Linked DNA regions of Homo sapiens: region 1 is linked to region 2. Evidence: read pairs that join two places in POLR2A ChIA-PET (ENCODE). Cell type or tissue: Caco-2. All regions are shown on one strand. Region 1 overlaps ABR (ABR activator of RhoGEF and GTPase). Region 2 overlaps NXN (nucleoredoxin).

Region 1 (2,500 bases), 120 kb before region 2:
GGGCGTTGGGCGTGCTGAGCTTCTTGACAGTGGCCGCAGACGTGATCCAGGCACAGCTGGGCGCCGAGCTTCTTGACCGTGGCCCCGGACGTGATCCAGGCGCAGCTGGGCGCCGAGCTTCTTGACCGTGGCCCCGGACGTGATCCAGGCGCAGCTGGGCGCCGAGCTTCTTGACCGTGGCCCCGGAGGTGATCCAGGCGGCAGCTGGGCGCCGAGCTTCTTGACCGTGGCCCCGGACGTGATCCAGGCGCAGCTGGGCGCCGAGCTTCTTGACCGTGGCCCCGGACGTGATCCAGGCGCAGCTGGGCGCCGAGCTTCTTGACCGTGGCCCAAGAGGTGATCCAGGCGCAGGCTGCGATGGCTCCGTCTACAACAGGGAGCTGAACGATGCTTTTTAGCAGGAAGCATTTGTTCTCTGATGCATTGTCATGGCCACCGAGTTTGGTATCTGGCTCTTACCTGCAGGTCCTTGGTAGCATTGCCCCTGGGGAGCTGTGTGGGTCTCCCACTCGCTGCCCCATCTCAGGCTCCAGTGTTTGAACCAGGGGCCCCACGTGGAGGGGCCTGGCCTCTGCCGCATACGCCCCGTGTTCCTAAACACGTCTCTTTCCGATGCTGTGGGGTCTGCACCCTGCTTCTCAGTACTCGTCACTAGGGAGACAGGGCTGCCAGGCAACTGCCAGCCAGTCCTTCGTGATTTAGGAAATGGGCTCTAGAGATTCAGTCCCTGGGACCTGCTCTCTGTGGGGATAAGGGGAGGGAGCCCCATCTCCCTGTCCCTGGGCTGGGCTAGAGGGACAGGCACGGAAGGGTTCTGGGCTGGCCTGTGCAGCCCCAGGAGACGCCCAGGCAAGAGACGAGTGGTCGCCACGCCACACTCCCTGGGCCACTGGTGGCTGTGGAATAGAAGAGTTACAAGGATGTGCCGGGCAGCCAGCCCCGTGGGCACGGTGGGCCCCAGCCCCTCGAGAACTCAGCTCCCAAGGCCCGAGGGCACATTCCCCCACCTGGACTTCAGCCCCATTGCTTCCCTCCTTCTCACTCAGCTGCACAAGCCCCGGGGGAAACACACCATCAGTCACTGCAAGCCTCTTGGAGACAGGAGCAGATGGAGGCAGTGGGGGAGGGAGGAAGCCAGGTTATGTTTGGCAAAGCAGAAGGCAGAGTCTGGTAAGGAAAATGTTTCTGTGTTTAAGCTTCGAGGAATGTTAAATGCCTGGGAGTTGATATTAAAAGAAACATAAACCTTCCTGCTGCCAGCTGACCTGGGCCTGTGAGCGGACAGTTCAGAGCCAGAGTCCCCTGCAGGCCTTTGAAGTCCCCCAGCACTCAGCATGCCAAGGCCCGGCCCTGGCCCTCCGCTGCAGAACCATCTCACCAGCCTGCCTTTGGTGGGGGAGGCATGCCCCAGGGGCGGGCTGTGGCTTAGAAAGTCTCGCCCCGTGACTGCCCTCAGAGCCACCGTGGATGGCCAGGCTGGGTGACGAGTCCACACGGAGCTGTTCCCACGAACCCGGGCCCCACGGAGCCACGGAACGGTCTGTCCCCACAGCTTGTCTCTGCCTTCACTCCGGCCACACATCTAAGGAAGGGAGCTGGCACTAGCCTCTGGAATGCAGTCTTTCTGCCCGCCAGCAGGCGCTGAGGACATAGTCGGAGGTGGCTTTGAGATAGGGCCCAGCCCTCGGGGATATTCAGGGGGCCTGTAGGAAAGGCAGGAGGAGGAGGGCAGTCTCTGAGGCCCCCACTTCTCTCTAAGCCCCCTCCCAGCAGCCCATCCAGAGAAAGCAAGGGGCCCTACGGCCTAAGCGCAGGCATTTGCTGCTGTGATGAGGCCCCCACTCTGGGTCGCCTGATGGGGCAGTGGGGCAGGAGTCTCAGCGGCGGGGTGGGGTGGGGGAAGCATTTAGTGACAGACAGACGGCAGCATGCGTCACCAATGTGTGTCCAGCACTTGTGCTCCTGGAGGCCGCTTCCCAAATGCCATCTCCTCGTGTGATCCTTGTCGTGATCCTCCAGGGAGAATGACAGTCCCTCCTCCCCATCTTACAGATGAGGACACTGGGGTACTGAGGTTAAGTACCTTGGCCAAGGCATCTCTGCGTATGGTATGTGGGAAAGGCCATGTTCCCTCCTCTGTGCCATGTCCCCACGTCTCAGGCCTTTGTCAACGAATCCCCCAGCCCGGACAGAGGGCCGTGGCATGGCTAATGGCCTGGAGAAGCAGCTGAGGTGCTGCTTTATGGCATAAGGTGAGCGTCCTTTGTCTTGGAGTCCTCTGGGCAGGGGACACTTGTGCCTGGTGCCCCTGGGAGGAAGGAGAGGAGCACGTGCGGGAAAGAGCAGGAGGCCGAGGTGGGCTGATCACGAGGTCAGGAGTTCGAGACCAGCCTGGCCAACATGGCAAAACCCCTTTCCTACTAAAAATACAAAAATTAGCCAGGCGTGGTGGCACGCGCCCATAATCCCAGCACTTTGGGAGGCCGAGGCGGGCGGATTA
Region 2 (2,500 bases):
GGGAGGAGAGCCGGGCACAGTGGCTCACGCCTGTAATCCTAGCATTGGGAGGCTGAGGCGGGAGGATCGCTTGAGCCCAGGAGTTCGAGACCTGCCTGGGTAACATGACAAGACCCTGTCTTTATAAAAAATAAAAAAATTAGCCGGGTGTAGTGGTGCATGCCTGTAGTCCTAGCTACTTGGAGGGCTGGAGTGGGAGGATTGCTTGAGCCCGGGAGGTTGAGGCTGCAGTGAGCCATTGACGGTGCCACTGCACTACGGCCTGGGTGACAGAGTGAGATCCGTCTCTTGAAAGAGGGAAGGAGGAGAAAAATAGAGACAGAGACGGTAGATACTGAGAATGTGCGGATCTAACATTGTCTTGAATCTTGAGAGCTTTCATCCATCCCAGAGATTCCTGACAGGTCATAATTCTGCTAAGACATAGATTTGCATTGCAGCCCAGCTGCTAACTCTTAAGTCATTAAAACTTTCTTTGTGAAAAATGGCTCTTTTGCAACGAGAATCAGCTGCTACTATTGGTGATATCAGGGAAGAAAAAGCAAAGATTATCTAAAGAAGTGATAGCTCTTAGCCAGAGAAAGGGAGTTTTGGATAAACTAAAGACTGGAATGATGACTTTTTGCTGTGCTGGGAGCAAGCCCACCATGTACTTCTTGGGGAACAGGGACGTTCGTGAGCATTTTAGCAGTTGCTTGAGCCAGGGCAACGTTTGTATGAGTGAGGTGGTTTTAGAGAAAGTTGAATGGGGAGTTGTAGTGAGAGGTGAGACATTAACAGCAGCAACAACCACCACAGATCAGGAGCTGGGCACAGTGGCTCACGCCTGTCATCCCAGCACTTTGGGAGACTGAGGCGGGCGGATCACCTGAGGTCAGGAGTTCAAGACCAGCCTGGCCAACATGGTGAAACCCCGTCTCTACTAAAACTACAAAAACTAGCCAGACATGGTGGCGGGCGCCTGTAATCCCAGCTACTCGGGAGGCTGAGGCAGGAGAATCGCTTGAACCCGGGAGGCGGAGGTTGCAGTGAGCTGAGATCGCGCCATTGCATTACAGCCTGGGTGATAAGAGCAAAACTCTGTCTCAGTCAGTCAATCAGGAAAAAGCCAGAAGCCTCTCCAGCCTCCTCTGTGTTCCTGGGTTTGGGGTTTCTGAAGCTGCCTGGATGTGCTTCTCTGGAATGTTGGGGCCTCCTTGTACCCGTCACTGGACTTGTTCAGGCAGGTGCAGTGTGACCAGCTGTCAAGAGTATTCCTAGGTTTGCTTTCCGGGAGGCGGGAGGCCTCATTCTTGACTTAAGTCTCTGTATCTCCTTTCCACCCCTTCTTTCTTCCTCCCTGTCCTCTCCTTTGGTGCTTCTGCGAGACACCAAAGCCTGAGACAGTCAAACCTGAGACAATCAGCTTTGAACAAGAGATGCAGAGGCTTTTGGTGGCTAGTTCTTACACCTGAATCCGCCGGCTGCTCCCAAGGCCCTGGGCCAAACCTCAAAGCAAATAGTTACTTTTCCTTCCCATCTGACTTGTAAAATCTCTTCTCCCAACCCCCATCCCAAATTGCCACCCAGGCCTGTCTCCAGCTCTGTGTACCTGTACTTCCTGCCTTTACCTGGGCATTCCTTTCTGAGTGATGGGAGTTTCGCAGATGAAAGTAACTTACACCGAAGGTGTGAATGAGGCTTGGTCTTTGAATGTTTGCATTTTAAAACTGAATGAGGCTTGGTGCTGCCAAGGGCTGGGGCTGGGGAGCAGGGGAACGGAACGGAACGGAACGGAGTTAGTCTTTACTGAGGACGGAATTTCAGTTTGGGAAGATGGAAAGTTCTGGAGACAGATGGTGGTGATGGTAGCAGAACAGGAGATGCACCTAATGCTGCAGGACGGTCCACCGGAACACACTTGAAATAGGACATTTTCTGTTATGTATGTTCTATCACAACAACAAATTAAAAATCGGCCGGGCGCAGTGGCTCATCCCTGTAATCCTAGCACTTCGGGAGGCCGAGGTGGGCGGATCACCTGAGGTTGGGAGTTCAAGAGCAGCCTGGCCAACATGGTGAAACCCCATCTCTACTAAAAATACAAAATTAGCCGGACGTAGTGGCTCACGCCTTGCAATCCCACCTACGCGGGGGGCTGAGGCAGGAGAATCGCTTGAACCCAGGAGGTGGAGGTTGCAGTGAGCCGAGATCGCGCCATTGCACTCCAGCCTGGGCAATAAGAGCGAAACTCCATCTCAAAAAATAAATAAATAAGCTGTCCCAAATAAATAAAATAAAAAATTAGTCGGGTTTGGTGATACACACCTGTGGTCCCAGATATGCAGGATGCAGAGGTGGGAAGACCCTTGAGCCCAGAATCGTGCCACTGCACGGCAGCCTGGGCAACAGAGTGAGACCCTGTCTCAAAAAAAAAAAAAAACTTTTTGAGAATTTGAAAAATGTAGAAAAGCACTAGAATATAGGAATCATAAACCTCCCCACTGCTAACATTTTGCAC

The links. Peaks named below come from ENCODE experiments on the same cell type or tissue, not always from the same donor. Only the 100,000 strongest peaks of a DNase experiment are listed, where the experiment ranks them.
Region 1: POLR2A ChIA-PET joins it to region 2 with 6 read pairs; 1 of 35 experiments calls an interaction of 5 or more read pairs at or near these places.

What each region holds. Positions count from the first base shown.
Region 1 is chr17:1,046,373-1,048,872 of GRCh38, reverse strand. The region is part of intron 16 of ABR (ABR activator of RhoGEF and GTPase); the gene reads left to right. Among named protein-coding and RNA genes, the nearest start is that of MIR3183, 25 kb to the right of the region's middle. RefSeq lists an enhancer at 1-580. In Caco-2, no CTCF peak of the experiment used is centred here; a DNase peak (open chromatin) is centred at 1,052.
Region 2 is chr17:923,993-926,492 of GRCh38, reverse strand. The region is part of intron 1 of NXN (nucleoredoxin); the gene reads left to right. Among named protein-coding and RNA genes, the nearest start is that of NXN, 55 kb to the left of the region's middle. RefSeq lists enhancers at 1,543-2,098, 2,099-2,500. In Caco-2, no CTCF peak of the experiment used is centred here; DNase peaks (open chromatin) are centred at 1,212 and 1,542.